Regions from separate parts of the Homo sapiens genome. Here region 2 is linked to region 1. A link is an interaction called in ENCODE POLR2A ChIA-PET data of the cell type or tissue named here. Cell type or tissue: PC-3. All regions are shown on one strand. Each heading gives the region's core, and the rest is flanking DNA. Links, peaks and the distances in the headings are about the cores only. Region 1 overlaps PSEN1 (presenilin 1). Region 2 overlaps PAPLN (papilin, proteoglycan like sulfated glycoprotein).

What was found. Peaks named below come from ENCODE experiments on the same cell type or tissue, not always from the same donor. Only the 100,000 strongest peaks of a DNase experiment are listed, where the experiment ranks them.
Region 2: POLR2A ChIA-PET joins it to region 1 with 5 read pairs; 3 of 35 experiments call an interaction of 5 or more read pairs at or near these places.

What each region holds. Positions count from the first base shown.
Region 1 is chr14:73,185,053-73,193,052 of GRCh38, reverse strand. It overlaps PSEN1 (presenilin 1), which reads right to left. Exons shown (of 12, transcript NM_000021.4): 6 at 6,133-6,200; 7 at 189-409. Among named protein-coding and RNA genes, the nearest start is that of PAPLN, 48 kb to the left of the region's middle. RefSeq lists an enhancer at 7,293-7,911. In PC-3, for the core only: no CTCF peak of the experiment used is centred there; a DNase peak (open chromatin) is centred at 4,452.
Region 2 is chr14:73,257,237-73,274,079 of GRCh38, reverse strand. PAPLN (papilin, proteoglycan like sulfated glycoprotein) reads right to left here. Exons shown (of 27, transcript NM_001365906.3): 15 at 15,021-15,101; 16 at 14,535-14,811; 17 at 13,251-13,371; 18 at 12,786-12,924; 19 at 11,253-11,730; 20 at 10,298-10,435; 21 at 9,745-9,869; 22 at 9,354-9,492; 23 at 8,573-8,710; 24 at 7,452-7,579; 25 at 7,249-7,357; 26 at 5,357-5,523; 27 at 1-1,585. The coding sequence ends at 1,416. Among named protein-coding and RNA genes, the nearest start is that of PAPLN-AS1, 20 kb to the right of the region's middle. RefSeq lists enhancers at 13,806-14,491, 14,492-15,179. In PC-3, for the core only: a CTCF peak has its summit at 7,312 (motif pointing right); no DNase peak of the experiment used is centred there; H3K4me3 peaks cover 766 bases.

The DNA.
Region 1 (8,000 bases), core at 1-8,000:
AGGCATGAGCTACCATGCCCAGCCGAAATCTTCAAATGAAAAAGTTACTATAGCTAATTAATGATTTACTGAAGAGTTATGGGATGTACACGTTACCATTTTCTCTAAATCAAGATAAAGAGATGAGGAAAGAAAACACTCCAGTGGGGCATTCCTGTGACAAACAAATTATCAGTCTTGGGTTTTACCATATACTGAAATCACAGCCAAGATGAGCCACGCAGTCCATTCAGGGAGGTACTTGATAAACACCAGGGCCATGAGGGCACTAATCATAATGAGATATGCCTGCTGGAGTCGAAGTGGACCTTTCCAGTGAATGGAAATCATTCCCACCACACCAAAATTCCAGATCAGGAGTGCAACAGTAATGTAGTCCACAGCAACGTTATAGGTTTTAAACACTTCCCTGAAAAAAAATTACACAGATTTTAAAAGATGTACAATAATTTTCACCAAAACATTATTTAGAATAATGTGATGGCTCCCAAACATTAGATATTAATATCCCACCTTTATAATTTTACCATAACCTATATCAACTGTGCTATTATTTATTTAATACTTCCCTTTAAATTAATTTACTCTTTTTTTGTTTTTGTTTTTGTTTTTGAGCCAGGGTCTCATTTTGTTGCCCAGGCTGGAGTAAAGTGGTGCAATCACGGCTCACTGCAGTCTTTACCTCCGGAGATCAGGTGGTCTTCCCAGCTCAGCCTCCTAAGTAGCTGGGACAACAGGTGTGTGCCACTATGCCCAGCTAATTTTTCTAATTTTTTTTGTACAGATAGGGTTTCAACATGTTGCCCAGGTTGGTCTAAAACTCCTGGGTTCAAGCAATCCACCCGTCTCAGCCTCCCAAAGTGCTGGGATTACAAGCATGAGCCACGGTGCCTGGCCAATTAATTCACTTTTTTCCCTCAAGTTGAACAATTCACTTTTTTTTTCCCAAGCTGAACTTTTTCTTAATAGGAAGCTCTGTATCATTCATATAAATGGGAAACCAGTTGCACAGGCCATAACTATAAAAATGAGTACGAAGAGGAAAAAAGATCATATCATACCTAAAATGCCATACTATACTTTGGGAAATATTAGTTTAAAACATCTGAAATTAGAAAAAATTAAACATGTGCTAACAAATTTTATAGCTAGGACATAAATTTTCATACAATGAGATTTAGCAGTCATTAAAAATAGATATATGCAGGCTAGGCACAGTGGCTCACACTCTAATCCCAGCAATTTGGGAGGCTGAGGTGAGAGGATCACTTGAGGCCAGGAATTCCAGACGAGCCTGGGCAACACAGTGAGACTCTATCACTACAAAAAAATTTTAAAATTAGCTAAAGTTGATGGCACATGCCTGCAGTCCCAGCTACTCAGGAGGCTGGGGCAGGAAGATAGCTTGAGCCTGGGAGTTAGAGGCTGTGTGAGCTATGATCACACTACTGCACTCCAGCCTGGGCAACACAGCAAGACCCTAAAACTAAAAAAGAAAAGAAAAAAAAAATATATGTACGTATTTTGGAATTTCAAAGTGGGAGATAAATCATTTTTCCAGACAGTATCTGAAACCCAAAGTTTATGCTTAAATAAAGGTGTGCTTTCTTTCACCTTCAAAGCGGGAGAAGAATCATCATACACACACACACACTTATACATACACATATATACAAATACATTTTTTAATACACACATATAAACATGGAGTATAGGCATAACACACTGTTGCTTGAAAAAATATAGGATCCCATTTATGATCCCATTTATGCAAAGTAGTGTGAGAGAAGAGTAGATGAGAAATTGATATATTAATTCCTGAAAGGATGACAGGACTTATCTTTAGGTGGTGGGAATCTGGTCATTTTTCTTCTTTATAATCTTATATAATGTCTTTTTTAAAAAAACAATGAATGTTAAGTATTTTTATAATGAAGAAAATGCTATTTTAATTCTGGGGAGGCAAAATCCACCATCTAACAACAAAGAGATTGCAACTGTAGAAGATGCCTGAGGTAACTGAGGAGAAAGCAAGCACGCCTTTAGGCATAAACTTTCAGTTTCAGGTACCATCCAAAAAGATGATTCCTCTCCCACTTTGAAATTCCAAAATAGAGTAAACATTGAAATTTCTGGACGATGTAGATATTTATATTAAGCATTTCCAGTATCCTCAAACTAAAAAACAAAAACAAAAACAATCTATTTATTAATCTTTGGCCAGGTAACACATGAATAAGATATAAAATTCACAACAGATACTGTGAAAAGTAGGTTTTCTCCCCACTGTGCCCCATGGTTCCCCTCTTTAGAGGAAAGCACTACTTTTTCTTGAGATGGGGTCTTGCTATGTTGCCCAGGCTGGCTATGAACTCCTAGGCTCAAGCAGTCCTCCTGTCTCCACCTCCAAAAATGTTGAGATTACAGGTGTGAGCCACCGTGCCTGATTGGAAAGCACTACTATTAATTTCATGTACATCCTTCCAGAAAGTCTATACATGTCATATATATACTTTTCTACTTGACACAAATGATAGCATATTTTAATTTTTTTTTTTTTTTTTTTTAAATAGAGACAAGGTCTGACTGTCACCCTGGATAGAGGGCACAACCACAGTTCACTGCAGCCCCAAAGTCCTTGGCTCAAGTGATCCTCCTGACTCAGCCTCCCAAGCAGCTGGGGCTACAGGCATGCACCACCACGCCTGGCTAAGTTTTGTATTTTTTGTAGAGATGGAGTTTCAACCATGTTGCCCAGGATGGTCTAGAACCCCTGGGCTCAAAGGATCCTCCCACCTCGGCCTCCCAAATAGGTGAGATTACAAGTGTGAGCCACCACACCCAGCCTTAAAATTCTCAATAGATCTTGCATATTATCTTTTTTACCCCTCTAAGCTGTCAGTTTATTCACTTAAAATATCTATTTCTTCAGAAGCAGGAGCAGGGACTGCTGGACCTCAGTGTCCCCTGCCTTCCTCTGCACAGCCTGCACTAGCAGCTCTGAGTACAATGTACATAAGGAGGGGTAACCTGAGCTGGAGAGGGCCTGGAGCCACATCAGACCCCTCCACCCCGTTGTTGGCCTACAACTGGCTGTGGATCCAAAGGAAGTTAGAGGCCAGCTCAGTCTACACCTGCTACTGCTCAGTGCCCACCCGGTCAAGGGAGACCAACACATGGTAAAGGTCAAGGGCTTCTTGGAAGGCAGTCAGCAGCCTGTGCAAGATGTTCTCCACACTGCTCAGCTTAAGGGGAGCTGGGGGCAGGACCTCAGCTGGCATCTCTGCTTCACCAGTGTCCAGGGCTTGCACAATTCTTGTTTACTCGTAGATATTTAATCTTTTTTGCTGCTATCATAAATGGGACTTATCCTTTTATTATGTTTTCTAACTAGTTGTTTATGTGAAGGTTATTGATTTGTGTTTTCACTTTATTTTTTTGAAATGGAGTTTCACTCTTGTTGCCCAGGTGGGAGTGCAATGGTGCGATCTCGGCTCACAGCAACCTCCATCTCCCAGGTTCACGCCACTCTCCTGCCTCAGCCTCCAGAGTAGCTGGAATTACAGGCACCCACCACCACGCCCGGCTAATTTTTTGTATTTTTAGTAGAGGTGGGTTTTCACCACGTTGGCCAGGCTGGTCTCAAACTCCTAACCTCAGGTGAACCACCCGCCTCGGCCTCCCAAAGTGCTGGGATTACAGGCATGAGCCACGGCACCCAGACAGGGGACTTTTGTTTAATTTTGTAATCAATTAATTGCCTTACCAAACTTACTTAGTAATTTGAATTGGTTTTCAGTTAGTTCTAAAACAAAGTAAACAATCATTTTATCTCCAAATATTGGTAATTTAACCTTCTTTTCCAAATTATATAGTTCGTATTTCTTTCTCCTGTTTAATTGTGTTTGCTAGTCCCTCCAGAGCAATGCTAGATAATTGGTGATAAAGAAAACCTTCATCTCAGCCAGGCACAGTGGCTCACGCCTGTAATCCCAGCATTTTGGGAGGCGGAGGCAGGTGGATCACCTGAGGTCAAGAGTTTGAGAACAGCCTGGCCAACATGGTGAAACCCCTGCTCTACTAAAAATGCAAAAATTAGCCGGGCATAGTGGCAGGTGCCTGTAATCCCAGCTACTTGGGAGGCCTTGATGCAGGAGAATCGCTTGAACCCAGGAGGCAGAAGTTCCTGTGAGCCGAGATCACACCATTGCACTCCAGCCTGGATGACAGAGTGAGACTCTATCTCAGAAAAAACAAAACAAAAAACAAACAAACAAAAGAAAGAAAAGAAAACCTCCATCTCATTCCTGACCTTAATAGGCAAGCTTCTAGCTTCCCTATGAGGATGACATTGGCCTTTAGAATGAGATGCATACATTTTATAATGTTAGAGATTTAGTTATTTATTTATTTTTAGAGACTGAGTCACCCAGCCTGGGGTGCAGTGGTGCAATCATAGCTCACTGCAGCCTTGAATTCCTGGGCTGAAGCCATCCTCCCGCCTTAGTCTCCCATGCAGCTAGAACTACATGCACACACCACAACTGGCTAATTTATTTTTTGTAGAGGCAAAGTCTTGTTATGTTGCGCAGGTTGGTATCCAACTTTCAACCTCAAGCTATCCTCCTACCTTAGCCTCCCAGAGTATTGAGATTATAAACATGAGCCACCACACCCGACCCCGTCTATTTATTAAGGAATCTGATCAAGAACAGGAATCTTATCAAATGCCTTTTAGCACATACAGAGATGATGATCTAGTAATATGGCAACTTATAATGAACGATTCTGCAAACAAACTCCACTTGGTCAAATGTATTATTATGGCAGGGTGCGGTGGCTCAGGCCTGTTAATTCCAGCACTTTGGGAGGCCAAGGCGGGCGGATCACGAGGTCAGGAGATCGAGACCATCCTGGCCAACATGGTGAAACTCTGTCTCTACTAAAAATGCAAAAATTAGCTGGGCATGGTGGTGCGCACCTGTAGTCCCGGTTACTCAGGGGGCTGAGGCAGGAGAATCGCTTGAATCCAGGAGGTGGGGGTTGCAGTGAGCCGAGATCATGCCACTGCACTCCAGCCTGGGCAACAGCGTGAGACTCAAAAAAAAAAAGTATTATTCTTTTCATCTATTGCTGAATTCTCTTAATATTCTGTTATGCTTTTGAAATCAATAAATATAACCGACCAATAGTTTTCTTTTACTTGATAACTTGCAGGGCTTTAGTTATTAATGTTATGCTGGCTTCATAAAATTAATCTGGAAGCTTTTTTTCTTTTTATATGTTCGGAACACTTAGTATTAGAGTTACCATTCCTTAAAGGTTTAACAGAATTTCCCCATTAATCCACTGGGGCCTGGTACTATTGTTATTTGTGCAGGTGGGGTGGAAACTTCTTCAGTAACTTTCTGTACCTCTTCTTTACTCTGTTTAGATATTCTCTCTTTAGGGGTCAGTTTTGATAATTTTTTTTCTAGAATATCATCCATTTCACATAGATTCTCATATTTGCTTCTTCTGTCTGTGGTTATTTCCCTTAATCCTCTACCAAAGAAATAACTCTCCAATTTATTTATTAGTTTGACTGCCTCTTCGAATTTAAGAGCTAGTGCAATTGTTTACAAACTGTATTCTGCCACTTGAGCTGAGAAAAAGGCCAGGCTGGCACATCTCTGAGCTTCACTATTCTCTTTGACAGACTAGATCCACTTTTTTCTATATTATATATGAAAATTTCATATAAGATTTCATTTGAAAGAAAAAAGAGTCACTGATAAAAAACAATATAGAAGTATGAAAATCAATTATTTTGGTTTTTATACATTCTTAAAACCCTTTCTTAAAACATTCTGATGCACAGACTTCTACTAGAAGACTATATAATCTTCAAAAAGGCTTAGAATTAACTGTAGTCTTAAGTTCTTTCAGTTCTACTTATTATAAGCAAGGAGCAACAGAAGAATGTCTCAATTAGTAATACTGACTAGTCTTTTATATACCAAGTATGACCTATATGTGGAAACAATTAAAACTTCAGAGTAATTCATCAACAAAGTACATGGCTTTAAATGATAGCTACACAGCACAAAGGTAGTTAATTCTGAAAGACAGACCAAAAATTTCACAACTTACCCCAAGTAAATGAATGAAAAAAAGAACAGCAACAATAGAGATGATATAATAAGCCAGGCATGGATGACCTAGAAAAGAAAGCATTTCAATATAATTAACAGGTCCCACAACCCTTAAAAAGTACAGATTTTTTTTTTCTTTTTTGAGACAGGGTCTCACTTTGTCGCCCAGACTGGAGTGCAGTGGCACGATCTCAGCTCACCACAACCTCTGCCTCCTGGGTTCAAGCAATTCTCGTGCTTAAGCCTCCTGAGTAGGTGGAACCACGCGTGCGCGCCACCACGCTAGGCTAATTTTTGTATTTTTAGTAGAGACAGGGTTTCGCCATGTTGCCCAGGCTGGTCTCAAATTCCTGACCTCAAGTGATCCGCCCGCCTCAGACTCCCAAAGTGCTGAGATTACAGATGTGCACCACTATGCCCGGCCCACATCTCTCTTTAAAACAACTTTATAAAATAGTACAATTTGGCAAAGGCCAACAGAATGGCTTTACCTAGATATTGGTACTCCTTGGACATTTGAATATTCTTTTTTTTTTTCTGAGACGGAGTTTCGCTCTTGTTGCCCAGAATGGAGTGCAATGGCGCAATCTCGGCTCACCGCAACCTCCGCCTCCAGGGTTCAAGCAATTCTCCTGCCTCAGCCCCCCAAGTAGCTGGGATTACAGACATGTGCCACCACACCTGGCTAATTCTGTATTTTTAGTAGAGACACAGTTTCTCCATGTTGGTCAGGCTGGTCTCGAACTCCCGACCTGAGGTGATCCACCTGCCTTGGCCTCCCAAAGTGCTAGGATTACAGGTTGCCACCGCACCTAGCCAACATTTGAATATTCTAAATTATATCCAGATACAACAAAGTTGTTTCTGGTGTTCTTCCACAAAAATTTTCCAACATTTTGTTACAAAAATGTTCGAACACACAGCAAAATTTAATTAATTTTACAGTGAACACCCATATATCACCTAGAGTCTACCATTCATATTTTGCAGTACTTGGTTTATAAAATTTCTGTCTAGCTCCTCATCCATTAGTCTTTGTTATTATTAATACATATCAAAGTAAACTGAGAGATCGGGCGCAGTGACTCATGCCTGTAATCCCAGCACTTTGGGAGGCCACGGCAGGCGGATCATGAGGCCAGGAGTTCAAGACCAGCCTGGCCAATATGGTGAACCCCATCTCTACTAAAAATACAAAAATTGCTTCCAACCCTTGACTTGGGACTTCTGGCCTCTGGAACTATGAGAAAAGAAATACATCTTAAAAATTGTTTTAAGCGCTCTCCCTCTCCCTCTCCCTCTCTCTCCCCACGGTCTCCCTCTCCCTCTCTTTCCACGGTCTCCCTCTCATGCTGAGCCGAAGCTGGACTGTACTGCTGCCATCTCGGCTCACTGCAACCTCCCTGCCTGATTCTCCTGACTCAGCCTGCCGAGTGCCTGCGATTGCAGACTCACGCCGCCACGCCTGACTGGTTTTGGTGGAGACGGGGTTTCGCTGTGTTGGCCAGGCCGGTCTCCAGCCCCTAACCGCAAGTGATCCACCAGCCTCGGCCTCCCGAGGTGCCGGGATTGCAGACGGAGTCTCGTTCACTCAGTGCTCAATGGTGCCCAGGCTGGAGTGCAGTGGCGTGATCTCGGCTCGCTACAACCTCCACCTCCCAGCCGCCTGCCTTGGCCTCCCAAAGTGCCGAGATTGTAGCCTCTGCCCGGCCGCCACCCCGTCTGGGAAGTGAGGAGCGTCTCTGCCTGGCCGCCCATCATCTGGGATGTGAGGAGCCCCTCTGCCTGGCTGCCCAGTCTGGAAAGTGAGGAGCGTCTCCGCCCGGCCGCCATCCCACCTAGGAAGTGAGGAGCACCTCTGCCCGG
Region 2 (16,843 bases), core at 2,519-10,518, 79 kb before region 1:
GATTCCTACTTAAGGAAGAGAGGGGCTCCTCATTGTCACTGTACAGAGCAGGCTGGTCAGCTTTACACAGGTGTCAGATGAACCGTCACAGCCAGATTTGCATGTTGGCCTCAGGAGGGCTTCAAGGTCCAACATCTCGACGTAAGGAGCGTTTCCAGTTCTTTCATGCTCAGATAACAGTGCTAACTGCAGCTGTTTCATCCCAAATCCCTATTTGAGGTCTTAACATCTATTCCATTTTGCCAACAAGGGTTATGCTGTTAACCCTCTGCACCAGATTTAGAGCTGACTGATGCACTGCCTAGAAGGGTGAGAGAGACTAGAGCAATGAACCATCGCTGATTTTAGCACAGAATACTTCCCTGATACAGCAGGACTTGGCATGCCCTTTAGAAAACAAACAGGTGTTAACTTTGAAATCATTACACATCTCCCTGCCCAGCTTTAAATTAAGTGGAACCCTGACAGCTAGCTTTAAAACACATTGATGGGCTGGGCACAGTGGCTCACACCTCTAATCCCAGCATTTTGGGAGGCCGAGGCGGGCGGATTACCTGAGGTCGGGAGTTCAAGACCAGTCTGACCAACATGGAGAAACCCCGTCTCTACTAAAAATACAAAATTAGCCAGGCATGGTGGCACATACCTGTAATCCCAGCTACTCAGGAGGCTGAGGCTGGAGAAGCGCTTGAACCCAGGAGGTGGAGGTTGCAGTGAGCCAAGATCGCACCATTGTACTCCAGCCTGGGCAAGAAGTGCGAAACTCTGTCTCAAAAAAAAAATAAAAAAAATGCATTGATGGCTGGGCGTGGTGGCTCATGCCTGTAATCCCAGCACTTTGGGAGGCTGAGGCGGGCAGATCATCTGAGGTCAGAAGTTCGAGACCAGCCTGGCCAACATGGTGAAACCCCATCTCAACTAAAAATACAAAAATTACCCAGGCATGGTGATAGGCATCTGTAATCCTAGCTACTCAGAAGGCTGACACAGGAGAATCAAGAACCCAGGAGACGGAGGTTGCAGTGAGCTGAGATCGCGCCATTGCCCTCCAGCCTGGGCAACAAGAGTGAAACTCTGTCTCAAAAAACAAACAAACAAATGCATTTAACTATTCCTGTGTAACAAATTATAAAGGGAAGCTGTAAAGTAAAGGTTTTTCTTATCCAAACAGATTGCTCTTCTTGAAAACAGCAGCCTGTGGTTATGTCAGAGATGCAAACACTGCTGAAGGCTACAGAGAGAAGCTGGTAACTGGCTGCCGTTGAGGCTAAACACTGGGTGGGTTTTTGAAAGAGCTAATGTATTCCAGAAGATAACTCCCTTTGCCAGCCAGAGAGAGGAAGCCAAGAGTCCATCTTCCTTTCTCCCTAGCCCTATGAACTATTTTGGACTGGGGCTGGAACTAGCCTTCATCCCTACTGCCAGATGGGCTGAGCGTGAGGCTGGAAACGTGAACAGCTGGCACAGCAGAAGCTGGAGTAATACTCATTGCCACAAAGCTGGGCCTGCAGGATCAAATCACAGTTGGCCAGCTCTGGCTGGTCGACGCAGTCCCTGCCAGGGTCCCTGGGCTGGGCGGTGGGTGCTGCAGAACGACAGGGGAGAGAGAAGGTGGTGAGGAAGCTCTGTGTATGCTGAAAATTCTCACCTGCCATTTCATTTCCTTCAAAGGAACACAGCATTATAACTGCCAGATTGAAAACGAAGTGCACTTACCCTGTAACCTTTTAACCATACGTACAAACTCTATGAGGGATGATGATTTCTACCTGTTTCTTGGCCTCACTTCAACATGCAGTGGTCCTCCCATTATTATTTGTGGCCTCAGCCCACTGAATAGCTCTTCCTAGACTCCCAAATATTTATTGACTGGATAATTAAACATCTCTTGAAGTTAACTCCTTATGTTTGAGACCTGAATTACTAAATGACAACTGTTCTTGCCTCTGGATTGGGAGAGCAGGTAGGATCAGCCCCAAGTAAAATTTTGAGTTAGCAAGAGCTCTTATCTTTTCCCTTTCTCTGCTGGGTTCCTCCAACCATCAAAGTTTTGTCCCTTCAATATCACCAGCTTATCTTAGTCACCTGGGTCCTCATCCTTCCAGTTTTTCACTTTCCCCAGAGGAAGCAATGCATATTAGACAAGGTAATAGGAAAACAGTCCTGTTAACGGTGGCTCTAATACTAACTACACTGAGAACAAAGCAAAGCCCTTGTTTTCTCTCCCTCTGAATTTACTAGGAACGTCTGTATCTCATAACTCCCTATTAAGTTTCATTCAGCTGGGTGTGGTGGCTCATGCCTGTAATCCCAGCACTTTGGGAGGCCAAGGCGGGCGGATCACGAGGTCAGGAGTTTGAGACCAGCCTGGCCAATATGGTGAAACCCCATCTCTACTAAAAATGCAAAAATTAGCCAGGCATGGTGGCGTGCCCCTGTAGTCCCAGCTACTCGGGAAGCTGAGGCAGAAGAATCGCTTGAACCCAGGAGGCAGAGGTTACAGTGAGCTGAGACCACACCACTGCACTCCAGCCTGGGTGACAGAGCAAGATTCTGTCTTAAAAAAAAAAAAAAAATTTCATTCTACTGCTTCATCTCTCTTCTGGAAGGGGTTCTTAAAACTCAGCTGACTTAGACCAGAGTGGTACCTTCCCTGAAGTCAGACCTCAAGCAGCCAGAGAAAGCTTATCTTTCTCTCTCCCCTTGTTTACTCACAAAATACCACTAAAAGACTGTACCTAGCAGCGAACAACCTTACAAACGTTTGGTATATTGGTATAACCAGACTATTACCTACCTAAATTTATATAGATAACAAAGCCATTAATGCATATTGTTTCTAAAAATCTGTAACTTTGGTATCAACTCTGAGCTGGTACAGCCCAAGACCCATCATAGTGGGAACTCAGCATAGTGATTAAGCACACCAGCTCTGGACCCATACTGCCCGGGCTCAATCCGGGCTCTGCCACTTGCCAGCTGGGTAACTCTGGGCAAGTTGCTTAAGCCCTTTATGCACATTTCTTCATCTGTGAAATGGGACTAATAACAGCAACAGCAACCTACTTCACAGCGATGTTGAGAAGTCCTCCCAGTAGAGCTATGTCCCTTTTACCTCAGCCTGACCACCCCAAGGCCTCCTACCCTGGTGCTAACACTGAAATTCAATGTGCCACCCAACCATGAGTAGGGCAGGGTCAGGCAGCCGCACACCGTATGACCCAACAAAAAATGAACAGGTGAGAGCAGCCAGCAGAGGACCGGAGGAGAGTGGCCAGACTGAGGCCATGTCTGTCCCATCTGGGACACACATCTCAGGCCATTTCAGCGTGGTGACCAGGTATCAGGCAAGTTTCTCATTGTAGTTTGGTTTTCCATGTAATCCCATCTGGAGCTAATCGCAAACATAATGTCTAGGTCCTCTTGACAGTTCTCTCACTGTGAATCTGCATTTTGCTTTGTCACACAGCCTTGATTTGGTTATTATGTAGACAAGGTCAATTTTCTGGACATGATACAGGTGAAAAGTAGTCCCTGGAGTGTGGTGCTTTCGCCAATGTAACTCCATCATTGTGCAGGCAGGCACTTAGTCACCATGTATCTGAGTGTCGCGGCTTTTGTAGCTGGGTGAGCAGGAGGGAATGGAGGGAAGAACGAGTTTTAACGCTCCCGTTCACCGAGCTGCGAGCGGCGGGAACATTTGTCCCTGTAACACCCCCTTGGGGCTCCGCGGTTGCTGGCATCTCCGAGTTTTCGGGCGCCACCATGTTCCCCTTGTCTATACGTTAGCACCCAGTGCGGAAGCCGCCTGTGCCGTGCGCTGAGCGCGGGGCCGCCACGAGTGCGGGATCCGGGTCAGCGGAGCGCAGCCTGCCCGGCCAAGTGGGCGGAGCGAGACGGTGGGCCGAGCGAGGCCCCGGACAGAGGTCAAGGCGGCGGGCTGGCGAAGCGGCAGGAAGGAACCCTGTAACCCTCCCTCCCGCTCGCCGAGCAACAGGTGAGAAAAAAGCCGCTGGACAACATTTCCAGCCACAACATGAGCACCTAGTGATGCCAAGCACTGAGCTGGGCCCTGGGGAGGCGATCTCTAAAGAGATCATAGACAGGAAGCCGACAAGTCAGTCCCACTCACAAAGCAACATTTCAGCCAGACCTTCAACTTCTAGTACTGGCCAGTCTCCACCCTCAGCCTGGCAGCCAGGAAGCAGCCAGGCCTGCCCCTCTGAGTGTAACCGTGCTCCTGGCATGGCGCTGCAGCCCTGATTGTCAGGAATGCCCAGAAGACCAGGCAGGAAGGGCCCTGGCACCTCCGAGCCTGGCATACTCCCCCAAGGTCTGTATCAGGCCTGTGAGAATTGGCAGCTTGGCCCGAGGTACCACTCTGTCTTCAGTCCCTCCGTGAACAAGAACCAAGGACACAAGGAAGCACAGGCTGGGGGACGAGCAAAGCCCTGTCCCCCTTTCCCTCCTGCTTATTTGAACATATCTCTTGTAAGTGTGAACTCTGAACCACAATCTGTTTCATCAGTTCTGATATGCACTTATTTTCACATCTCTCAAGTTGGTTTGCATCCTAATTGATGGTATCAGAATTGTGTCGTTTCACTGGCAGCATTTTTTTCTTGGTACAAAAATAATGCATCTTACAGGCAATTTGGATTTGTTGAAGTATGATAGAGTAGTAGCTAGAGGAGGTAAGGCTACAATATCAAATATCAAATGATGCAAGTAAGATTCCACTTAGGTACAAGTATAGTAATTTCGTGGGGGTAAAAAAAAAAAAACATGGGGAGTCAAAAGACATGGGCTCTAGTCCCAGGTAGGCCACATTTGCGGTGTGACCGGTGGAAACACCACTTACGCTCTCTGCATACCTGTCTCATTTGTAAAATGGTGATGATAATCCCTGCCCTTTCCTTTCTGGGTTATATGGTCAAACGGCCATAAAGTGGCCAGATTTTAGTGGTTTAGAGTGGATTAGAGTGGACAGATTTTAGTGGTCTGCCTTAAGTTTTAAGTTTTATAATGAAATTCCAGTCAGTCATATGTCTCAAAATCGGTGAGTCTGAATGTCCTGCATGCATTAATGTCTATTAAGCTATCTCCAGGGGCCCAGCAGAGCATCATTTCCTTCATCTCCACTACAGCCCTCTCAGGTGGTGGAGCAGCCCCACTGTAGACGGGAGGAAAATGAGGCTCAGGAAGGTAAGCCCCTTGCCCCAAGTCACACTACCAGCAACTGGCAGGGTGAGCCAGGATTCAAACCAGAGTCCCTCAGACTGCAGAGCCAGCCCTTGAGAACCAGTAAATCTACTGGGGAATGTCCTTCCCATCCCCGGATATAGACCTTTCCTACCTGGTGAGACCACCTTCACCTCGGTGCTGCGGCTGACTGCCTGGCTCCCCTGGTAGGCACTGCACGTGTAGGAGCCCTCATCCCTGGCCCGCAAGTTGTAAATGAGCAGCGTGCCATCTGGGGACTGGTGGACACGGTGGCCATCAGCCTGCACAGGTAGCCCGTTCCTGGAGGAGAGAGGACACTGGGAGAGCCATCAAGGGCCTCTGGAGGTCTGGGAGACAGAGGGAAGAGGTAATCAAAGGCCATTCCAGAGCCAACCGTTCCCACCCCTTGAGAGCAAACAGGTGGAGGACAGGGAGAAATCAAGAATGACCAAGGTTTCTAGGTTGGGTTACTGGGTGATGATGGTGCCCCTCCAACCTTGGGAGATCCAAGGCTGGGGTGAATGGCGAGGTTGTTTTCTGCTATTTCAAATTTGGGGTGCCTGTGAGATAGCAGGAGGCCTCAGATTTGAAGTCTGGAGCTCAAGAGTCCAGACCCAGATAGTGTGTCAGCATCGCACTGACGCAGCGAAGTGCATGTCTATGAGGTGGTCCAAGTCACACGGGGAGAAACCAAGGACAGGCCCTGAGGCACAGCAGAAGACAGTAGTTCCTGGAGCAGAGGGAAGGGAGAATTTCAAGAAGGAGCATACGGCAAGCAGAACGACACTACAGGTCACGTAAAGACTGCAAGGTGTCCAGTGGAGTTAGGGAGAGAGGCAGTGACCTTGGCCAGGACAGTGTCCTGGAACAGGGGCTGACATGCGGCCCCACTGCAGGCCCTGAGAAGTGAGTAGGGAGATGAACAGGCAGAGGCAACCAACATGGACAGCTGTAAAGGGGACACTATGTCAGCATAGGGTCTGCAGGGACATAGAGGCTCAATGGAAGGTGGTTGTGAAGAGGGGAGTTCTATGCATGTTTGCTGCTGGAAAGATCCAGGAGAGGCCAACATGGAGAAGCAGGCCTGACAGGCTGATCAGGGGATGGCTGGACTGAGCACACCAGTGGGGACACCTCTAGCGGCTCCCACCGCCTTCCCTGGGCTCAAGGCCACACAAGACACAGATGCCCTCCGCAATCGCGTCACCTCTCCCAGCCAGTGCACAGGCCGGTTCCTATCCTGGTGTCCTTTCTCAAATGCCCACCTTTGGCACTTGCTGCTTCCTCTACCAAGAACATCCTTTGCCATCCTTAGCTATTAAGGTGCAGCCAAAGTCATTTCCTGGCCCTCTTCCTTGACACTCCTCTGTGCACAGACAGCAGTTGCAACAAAACACATCTGGAGCTCCTGGGACACTGGGCCATCTGCCCGGGAGTACTCTGGGGGCTCAGGTGACCCCAGGATCCCCAGAACCTAGCCTAGTCCTGACACATTACAGGGAAGGAGGAGGCAAAAAATGGCTGCTAAATGAATGGACAAATATAAAACCAATTGATCTAGGGTAAAAGACCACCAAAGTCCCCAAAGCTGAGTGTAGTCCAGTGGTTCACAGCTCCAGGAGAGATTTTGCCACCAGGGGACATTTGGCAGTGGGTCTGGAGCCATTCTTTATTGTCATGACTTTGGGGAGGGTGCCCCTGGCATCTAGTGGGTAGATGCCCTGGATGCTGCTAAACATCCTGCAAAGCACAGGACAGCCCTCAGCAACCAAAACTTACCAGCTCCAAACTGTCAGCAGTGCTGAGGTTAGGAAACCTTAGTGTAGCCCAACCAGCAGAGAGCCAGTGGCCCTACAGAGCTTTGCTCTGTAGGGATGAGGGTGCTGCAGCCCTCTCCCCTGGCACCAGGCCTGGAAGCCGGAATGGAAGCAGTGGTGACAGTGACATCCCTGGCAGAAAGGTGGACACCCACACCTGAGGTTGTGAAGGTCTGGGGACAGGGACAACTTGGAATAGAGCCTTTACCTGGACCACCTGATGTTCACACTTTCTCCTGCTACCACACACAATAGCCTGGCCGTATCACCCTCTGGCACTGTCACAGTAGGGGGCAGTCCTGAGATTGTCAGCTCCCCTGGGCACAAGGACAAGTCATTGTCAGCCACTATGAAGATCCTGCCCTACCCATGCCACCTGACCTCAAAGGCCACTCAGGACTGCCACTTTACCCAGAACTCTGAGCTGGACCCATCGCTGGTCTCGGTCCTGCCCATTGAAAGCGACACAGGTGTAGAAGCCGCCATCTTCTACAGCCACTCGGCTAATGACCAGGGAGCCATCAGGCTGCAGCTGGTGTCTGGGGACCAAGTACAGCCAGTTGGCTCCAGCCCAAGGAGCCTCCCCTCTCCTCCAGCTCCGTCCCTCGAGCATGGGGTCAGGGAGGGAACACAAGGTCTTCTAGGTCCCTGGTGAGAGGCTAAGCATCCCCTAGTGTTTGGTGGGGTCTGACAGAAGGACCATTTGGCCTCAGACTTTACACCTGCAGCTGCTGGCGCTTTCGGTGGTGCGATCTCAGCTCACTGCAACCTCTGCCACCCAGGTTCAAGCAATTCTCCCTCAGCCTCCCGAGTAGCTGGGATTACAGGCATGTGCCACCACGCCTGGCTATTTTTGTATTTTTAGTAGAGATGGGGTTTCAGCATCTTGGACAGGCTGGTCTTGAACTCCTGACCTCGTGATCCACCCCCGTCTCGGCCTCCTATAGTGCTGGGATTACAGGCGTGAGCCACTGCGACTGGCCGAAAATGTCTGGCTTTTAAGCTTAACTGTATAAACCATTTCAAGTTTTCTGATACAAAATTTCGGTTTGGGTTTCTAGTTTTTGCTATACTCATTTAATGGGCTCAAATACTGGTTCTGCTGCTTATAAGCTGTGTGATGTTAAGCTTCTGTGTGTAAAATGGGGGGAAAACAGCACCTGCTCAATATGGCTTTTTTGCAGGTCACGTGATAGAGCACAAGCCTCATACTCAGTGCCTGCTCAGTAAAGGGTAGCCATTATGGTTATAGCTGGGAATGTGTTCTGACTCCATTTTCTTCTTCCGTCATCACCTCTGTTAGCTGGCCTCTTATTTCTGTCCACTAACCACATTCTGGAAAGGCCCAGAGACTCAAATGTTAGCCAACCCAAGGAGCCCTTTGCCCAGCTGCTCCATCTCTCAAGAGGCCCTGGAGTCCGGCTCAGGACTGGCCATGACCATGCGCTAGCAGCTCCCTTCCCCGGTGGCCTCCATAGGATAAGGTGGGGCTGGAGGCAGAATAGGAGGAAGGGGAGAGGAGTCAAATAAACCTGGGAGAAGAGACAGGCTGCCCATCTCTCTGCCACTCGATGGCTGGGGGCGGGAAGCCTTCGGCACGGCAGGTCATCCGGATCCGCTGGCCTGGACTGGCATCCACCACCCGGGGCTGGTTCTGGTCCAAACGCAGCCTGCCAAACAAGCAGCCCACAGCATGAGGGGCCCTTGCCGTTGCCCCCGCCTACTCCCATGGGCACCTCTGCACAAGCCTGGTGGCCCCTTCTCCCTCTCCAGCCAGATTCAGCTTCCTAAAATCCCCTGCCTTGTTCTGGTTAGGAAATGGTCAATAACTACCTGGGGTGAAGTCTAAAGCTGCCTCCCCGCCACTACCACTCCCTGCCCCTCCACCACAGCTGGCCAGACACACCCACCAGCCAGGATCCCCATCTGTCACCCCCCACCCTGCACATTTGCCACTAGGTCTTTGAGTTGGGCACCCCCTCCGGTCCTCCACACCCCCTCTGTAAACTGAACCATTCCTCAAGGCCAGCTCAAGACGCTCCTCAAAGAAGCCGGCTCAGGCCCTCTAGCTGTGTGTGCCCTTCCCTTCCTCAGTTCCTGAGTCCTGAGCCTGTAGAACTGCACCGTTCCCAGAAGCTTCTTCCTCAAGAGGCCCAGCTCTGGGAGCCCTGTTTTTCTAGGCCTGGCCTCCCAGAGCCCTGAGCAGGGGCTGGCAAGGCCTGGTCACAGCAGACGTTCCCCTCCTTATCCACTGAGACCCCCGGCCCTGGCCCTGGCGTGGGGGAGGGCAAGATGGCATTGCTGAGTTCTTACCTGTTTGCAGGCTGTGGGTGTGAAGAGGGGATGGCCCCCAGGGGCCCAGCAGCCCCCGCTTGGCCAAAGTCCTGAGCTGGGTCCCTGGGCTGAGGGAAGCGGCTCAGCTCAGCCTCAGACAGCACGGCCATGTCACCCCCTGTCATGAGGCCAGGAGAAACAAGGTGTGAGCTGTGAGGAAAAGGGAGTGGAAGGAAGGGCGGGCCATGAGACCAGCAGGGACTTACGGAGAAATGAGGGCCACAGGGTGGTCCCTGCCAGCAGGAGGAATTGACTCAGAGAGACACCCTGGGCCCCTCTAGCGTGAGGCAGCCCTCGGTCAGGCTCCCCATCCTGGCCTTCCCACTCGGGCCCCTGAGAACGCACTGGTGGATGGGGTGGGGACAGAGACCTATGATGCGAAGTTGGATCTTCTGGGAGTCGCGGCCTGGCCGGGTGCTGCCACAGCTGTAGGTGCCCGCGTCCTCTGCCTGCAGGGGGTGGATGATCAGGGATCCGTCGAACTGCAGCCTGTGCCTGAGTGGGGTGGTGTGGGAGGACATGAGCTCTGGGCTCCCAAGGGCAACAGTGAGTCTTCCCTCCGCCTCGGTGCTCGTGCCAGAGGGGACCAGAGTCTACAGAGCACCCTCCCACCCCAAGTGAGGCTGGGGGAATATGCTTCAGGGGAGGCTGTCACACACACCTGTCAGCGGAGGTGGAGGGAGCTGTCACGTGAACCTGTCAGAGGAGGTCGGGGGGCTGTCACACACACCTGTCAGAGGAGGTCGGGGGGCCGTCACACACACCTGTCAGAGGGGGTAGGGGGGCTGTCACACACACCTGTCAAAGGAGGAGGGGGTCTGTCACACCTATCAGAGGAGGTGGGGGAGCTGTCACACACACCTGTCAGGGAAGGTAGGGGGGCTGTCACACCTGTCAGAGGAGGTGGGGGGACTCTCACCCACCTGTCAGAGGAGATGGGCTGGCCATCTTTCTGCCAGGCAGCCTGGGATTCCGGGGCAGTGTCGTCTGAGCAGGAGAGCCGCACCAACTGCCCCAGGGCTGCCTGCACCAACGAGGGCTCCACACCTGCCAAGCTAATCCTGGAGAGGTGGGAAGTGAGATCTGCTGACTGGCATGAGCGCCAGGACCAGAACCACCCTAAGCAGTGTGTTCCATGACAGACAGCTTGGGGCCCATCCTGTCACAGGCACTTTTGGGGCTAGAGGGTCCCTATGGGAGGCAGAGCCCCAGAAGCCCATGGATTCAGGAATCTACCCTCCCCAACCTGCCCCCGGCTCCCCCAAGCATCACTGCCTCAACCTGTTCTTGTAGCAGCAACAAGGTAGGTGCAAAGCCCAAGGGGTGGGGAGAGGTCGGGAGGGACGGCACACACCAGGTTCATGTGGGGGCTAAACTACACGCTCGACCCATGTGGAACACAACGCTTTTAATTTTGTTTTTAACCTTCCCAAATCCTTCATTAATATGATCCAGTCCCAGGAGTCATCTTGACCAGAACCCACACCTGTGAGGTATACAGGGCAGAAGGTAATGCCACCATTTTACAGGTCAAGAAACTGAGGCTTGGAGAAGTTGGGTGACTTGCCAAAGGTCACGAAGCCAATAAACTTTTCCAGCCAGACAGGCCCCGGGGTATACTGGCGAGATCTGATGGAGAACCCCGGAGCCACCATCTGCACAGATGTCTATTAGACATCAGAGTAGCCTCAAGTCTCTGAAGCCCCAGCTTCTCCATCTGTAGAATGATGGCAACAAGGCCCACCAGGCAGGGCTCTCGGGAGAAACAGAAGTTAGGGATGGGGAGGGAGGGCCGGCTGACTTCAGGGGTTTAGCTCCAACTGGCATGCTCCTTGTCTGGGCGTCCTAACCCCCTCACCTGGGGAAGGTGGGCCTCACCTGTAGGAGGAGCTGTGGAAGGGTGGCGCTGGTGATCCGGCATCTCCACCCAGTCCAGGGGCCCTGGACCCAAGCTCCTGCCCCCATGGCCATTCTCCAAAGGCCTGGGTGTGGGGGGCCTCCCCTGGCCCAGGCTGTTGGTCTTGCCGCCAGAGACCACCAGAAGGCCAGGGCTTTCTCTGCACCGCGGCCCCTGTCCTGTGCTGGCTGGGTTCCTGCTCGCCTGCAGGACTGCTGCCGCCACCATCCGTGTGGGTGCTCCTTCCAGAAGCCCCAGGCTGGGGACGACGGGGCCCATGGAGAGATCCCTGGCAGCTGCTCATGCACTCTTGCTCCGAGGCAAAGTTATTGGCATTGCCATGGCAGCCGCCATACCAGAAGCGGTTACATTGGCCCACAGAGGCAACGAAGTACCAGCGGGCAGCCCAGTCTGCGCAAGAGCCATGGGCACTGGGCAGCAGGCACCGCACGGGGTAGGCTGCAGGGCATGGGTGTGATATAAGTCACTGAGGTGCCCAGTACTAAAGCTGCACCCTCCATCCTCTCAGCCTCCGACTCAGGAAGCAGGCCCTTCCCCACTTATAAAGCATGTCTACACCCCTGTCTGGGGGCCTGACCTGGCCCTGGGATCCAGGATGCTTCCACCAGAGTCTGTCCACTGTGCAGACCTGCCCCCGGCTGGTGCCACAGCAGCCTTCACCCACAGAGCTAGAGCCTCTGGGAGGTCAGGGCCAGGGCTCCCTGGGCCGGCTCCCTTGGACCTTTGGCCTTCCCTGCCACCAGACCACCTGAAGTCACATGCAAAGTGAGCCCAGAGGGTGACCCTGCCTGCTTAGCTTGTGATAGGGACACAGACCTGAGCCACCCAGGGCGTGTGAAGATGCCCAGCAAGGGCATGCCCTTGTCCCCAGGATGCTGCACTGACTGGCCACTGAGCCCACCTCCAGCACCCAGCCTGCCATTCCAGCAGCCCTCGCCAGCATGGCCTGACCCATCTCTCCACATTTAGACATGACCATGGGTGCCTCCTGCGAGCCCTGACCACAGCCCTAGCCCGGCTTTTGAGGTCCTCGTGATGGTTCCCAGCAGCTCTACTCATTCATCCAGGGCTGCAACCTCAAAGACCTCCCTGACCCCTACCCTCCCTCCAGCACTCAGCTCCTGCTACTCCACCCACATTCCAGGCAGGGTCAGGGCACCCCTGCCCATCCCGGCACTAACTGCCCTGCACTGGCTCTGCCTCAGAAGGGGCTGACTCCCAAGCACGAGACTGCCTCCCAGGCCCTTGGGATCCCCACCTCCCACCCTCCCCAGTTCCCAGAAGCAGCCAGAAGGCCACAGGTTCAAACTGCTGGATGCGAGAACACTCTGGCACTGCTCTCTGGCCTGGCACCTAGCAGGCAATCAACATTTGTGGTAGGAATGAATGAATAACTGAGCTGGTAGGAAGGTCTTTGGTCCTGGGTGGGGGCTGGAGGCATGGTGGGAGCAGAGTCTACCCATCGAGAAGGAGGAGAGGGGGTGTCCACTCACCATGGCTGGGCTGGCCCACACAGCCTTCCCCAAGAGGACCGGCTGCAGTGGCCACGTTGTCATAGCAACAGCCAAACTGGGAGCCCCGGCACTCACTGGGCTCATTCTGCTGGGCCTGGGGCTGGTGGGTGTTGTGGACCTGGGGAGGAAACCCATGATTGGGAAGTGGGCAGTGGATCTGGCCATTGTTGGGGACTCTGGGCTGCCACGGGGAGGATGGCAGGAAGGAGGGGCCAGAACCCCAGCCCAGGGGAGACCAGAGGCCAGGAGAATGTTGGATGAAACCCCTGATCCACCCCAGGCCCATCTTTGAAGCCCGGTGCCCTCCAGAGGATGACCCAGGCCAGCAGATTTGCAGGGACCTCCTTTCTCCGAGGCCAAAGCGGCAAAGATCCTGGGTCACAGTGACACTGAGCAGGCTCACGGGCTGGCCCCCTGCTCCCCTCCCCCAGGCCAGACACTTACTGTAGAAGCCACTGCCCTTGACCTGGGCATGCCCCCGGTGCTGTCACCACCATACGACTTTGTGCAGCCAGCGTGATGGGGCCCCTCAGCGACAGATACCCTGTCAGGGCAGCACCCGTACCTAGGCAGACATCACACAGCCCCTCACTGCCCAGCCTGCCCCCACGCTCCCTGCATCCCAGGACCCAGGCTCTGAGGCTCCCCATGGTGGGGGCTGACAGGGTGGGGACCTGGGGGGGAGAGGACGTGTCCCCGTGTGCAGGGCAGGCCATTTTGTGTGCCGCAATCTCTGCCTAAATCCACCGACTCTTAGCAGCTACCAGGGAGGGCAGCCGTAACACAATAAATGGTGGCTGTACCCCTCATAACTGGCAGAGCCTCAGTTGCACAGCCCACAAAACAAAGAAGGGGGATGTTCATCTGAGCCTGACCAAATGTCAGTTCACAGCGGGGGTTACAAAACAGCAGCAGATGGGAGACAGGGCAGAAGAGGGGGTTCAAAGGAACCCACCATTTACTCCACACCCACCCACCAGGTGCCACGAGGCAAGGTGAAAGGAGGGAGGGTGCCCGGCGCCCTCTCTGTGCCAGGCATGCTGTGATGCACTTCACCCTCACAGGAACCCCATCACGATTGTCATCATTCCCATTTCTCAGAAGAGGAACCCAAAATCAGAGAGGTTAAGTCACGTGGCCCAAGTCACCCAGCACATAGCCGGTGAGTGTCTGAGCTGGGAACTGCCCCCAGGCTACTGGCCACAAAGTCTGGGCCCAGAAGCACCTGGTCTCTGAGACAGCACACTGGGGATGCGTTCAGGGCAGGCCATAGAAGGAGGAGGGGCAGAGGGAGGGCACCTGGCAGGAGTGGGATGACTCGGACCCATTCCATAAGGCGGGAGTGGCCGGGGCTGTTAGGAAGATTGTGAGGAGTTGGTTGGCCCTCGTCTAGCCTTTACCGTGAGTTCCCTGAGCCTGGTTAGATCTGAGAGCTAGAATCGCACCCAGAGCCTTCTCGGAGTCTCAGGCTGTGTTTCCACACGCTGACACTCTGCAGTAAGGTGGGGGTTTGTGTCCCCACTTGGCACATCAAGAAACTCAGCCACAGGAAGCCAAGTCCCCAAGATCTCATGCTCAGGGCAGCCCAGGGAGGAAAGCTTGGGCATCCTATTCCTGAGCTCTGCACACCCACCCCAGCCCTCTTCTGATCAGAGATGTTGGCCCACCCACGGGGTCCCACCTTCCCTCTTTGACGGGGGAGGAGGAAGACCTGTCTCCAGCACCCACCTGCTCTGCTGACAGGGGGCCCCAGGGCAGCCTTGCCACTGAGGCCCGAGAGATGCCGTGTGGCCATCGGGGCAGCACCCGTGAGGACTGTGTCTGCAGTCGTGGGGCCCTGAGCCCGACCGCAGGGGTTGCTGGTATGGGGGCTGCTGCAGAGAGGGAGCGGGGCCCAGGGCTGACAGGTGGGTGCCTTGGTCGCCCCTGGGGTCACCTCGTTCTCCCCTGTGGTCACCCCTGGCTGAGGGGTGTTCCTGGGCTGCCCACCACTGGCCTCTGGAGTCTAGAAAGAAGAAGCAAAAGACACACAGTGCGTCCACCTGGCTCCTCCCCTCCACCCCTGTCCACGTTGGACCCACCTTCCTCCGTCCCCTGGACCATTCTCCCTTCCACCATGGCTGCACCCAACTGTGACCCCCACACCCCCATGTACCATCCACTCAGACACAAAAACTACAGGGCTCTGAGTGGGGGACGGGACCAGGCTCTCACCTGAGGCAGGGGACTCCTGAGGGCCCAACGGCATCCAGGGGTTGCTGGCAGGGGTGTGCACATCCTGCATGCTGGGGACCTCTGCAGGGAGCCGGGAGGTCCATGTGGGACGGAGAGGGAGGAAGAGAGGATGGACCTGAGCTGTGGCCAGCCCTGCCCAGCACTGGCTTCTACCCCACTGCCCAGGCAGGGCCTGGGAACCCGAGACAGCCCAAGGGAAAAGGAGCATGACCCAGGATTTCAAAAAATGCCCAGCCACTCTTCAAAAGTCTCCAGTCACACAGAAAATGCTCATCTTTTTTGAGACAGGGTCTCTGTCGCCCAGGCTGAGATGCAGTAGGGTGATCATGGCTCACTAAAGCCTCAACCTCCTGGGTTCAAGTGATCCTCCCACTTCAGCCCCCTGAGTAGCTGGGACTACTTTTTTTTTTTTTTTTTTTTAGAGATAGGGTCTTTCTATATTGCCCAGGCTTGTCTCAAACTCCTGGGCTCAAGTGATCCTCCTGACTCAGCCTCCCAAAATGCTGGGATTATGGGTGTGAGCCACTGCACCTAGCATGAAAAATGCTAATCTTACATGTTCAGCAAAAAGTACCAGCTATAAAATGTGCACGTGTTATGATCCCAGCCACATAAAACAAAAAACAGAACATACTTTTTTAAAAAATTGGACTGATGAAAGGCAAACAATCCAATTAAAAAGTGGGTAAAGAACTTACGCATTTCTCCAAAGATGATATGCAAATGGCCAACAAACACGTAAAAAGATACTCAACATCATTAGTCATCAGGGAAATGCAAATCAAAACCACAATGAGGTCCTGCTTCCCACCCACTAGGATGTCTATAATCAAAGAGATTGAAATAATGCGCTAAATACCACCAACCTGTACACTTTAAAAGGGTTAACTGAATGTAAATTTCACCTCCATAAAAAAATTCCATATTTAAAAAAATTGGATGAATAGACAAAGGGATAGAAAGACACTAGATAATGAGCGAAGCACGGGCTCCCGCCCGCAATCCCAGCACTTTGGGAGGCCGAGGCAGGAGGATCACTTGAGGTCAGGAGTTTCGAGACCAGCCTGGCCAACATGGTGAAACCCCATCTCTACTGAAAATACAAAAATTAGCTGGGCGCAGTAGCACACACCTGTAATCCCAGCTACTCAGGACGCTAAGGCAGGAGAATCGCTTGAACCTGGGAGGCAGAGGTTGCAGTGAGCCGAGATCGCGCCACTGCACTCCAAACTGGGCGACAGAGCGAGACTAGGTCTCAAAAAAAAAAAAAAAAAAAAAAAAAAAAGAAGAAAGAGACTAGATAATGAAAACACAAATATAGCCAAATACTAGTTGTGGGATTGAGATAGTGTGTACATGGCTGCTCACTATGCATTTCTTTCAACTTTTTGGCATGTTTAAAGTTTCTATCATATTGTTCAACTTGTAAATTTACAAAAAATCATTGTGCCATTAGAATGGGTGGTTTTTAGGGTATATGGAATTATTTAAACAACATCCCTAAAATTTTCAAAAAGATTTTTCGTCACAAAATATTGTTGGAAAATGCAAATGGATAAGTAGATAAAATTAGGACAATAAGAATTTTTTTTTAATGCTACATAAGAGAAAACCTGTAGGACCCCCCCTGAAATAATGCCCATAGTGAAAGTTGCTCTGAGTGCTTGGGAGGCAGGGTGCCCTTCCCTTCTATTTGCGTGCTTCAAATTTTCCAAAATAAGCATATTACTATATAATGGAAGAAAGTTATAAAGAATAAAATAAGTGGGCCAGGCACAGTGGCTCACACCTGTAATCCCAGC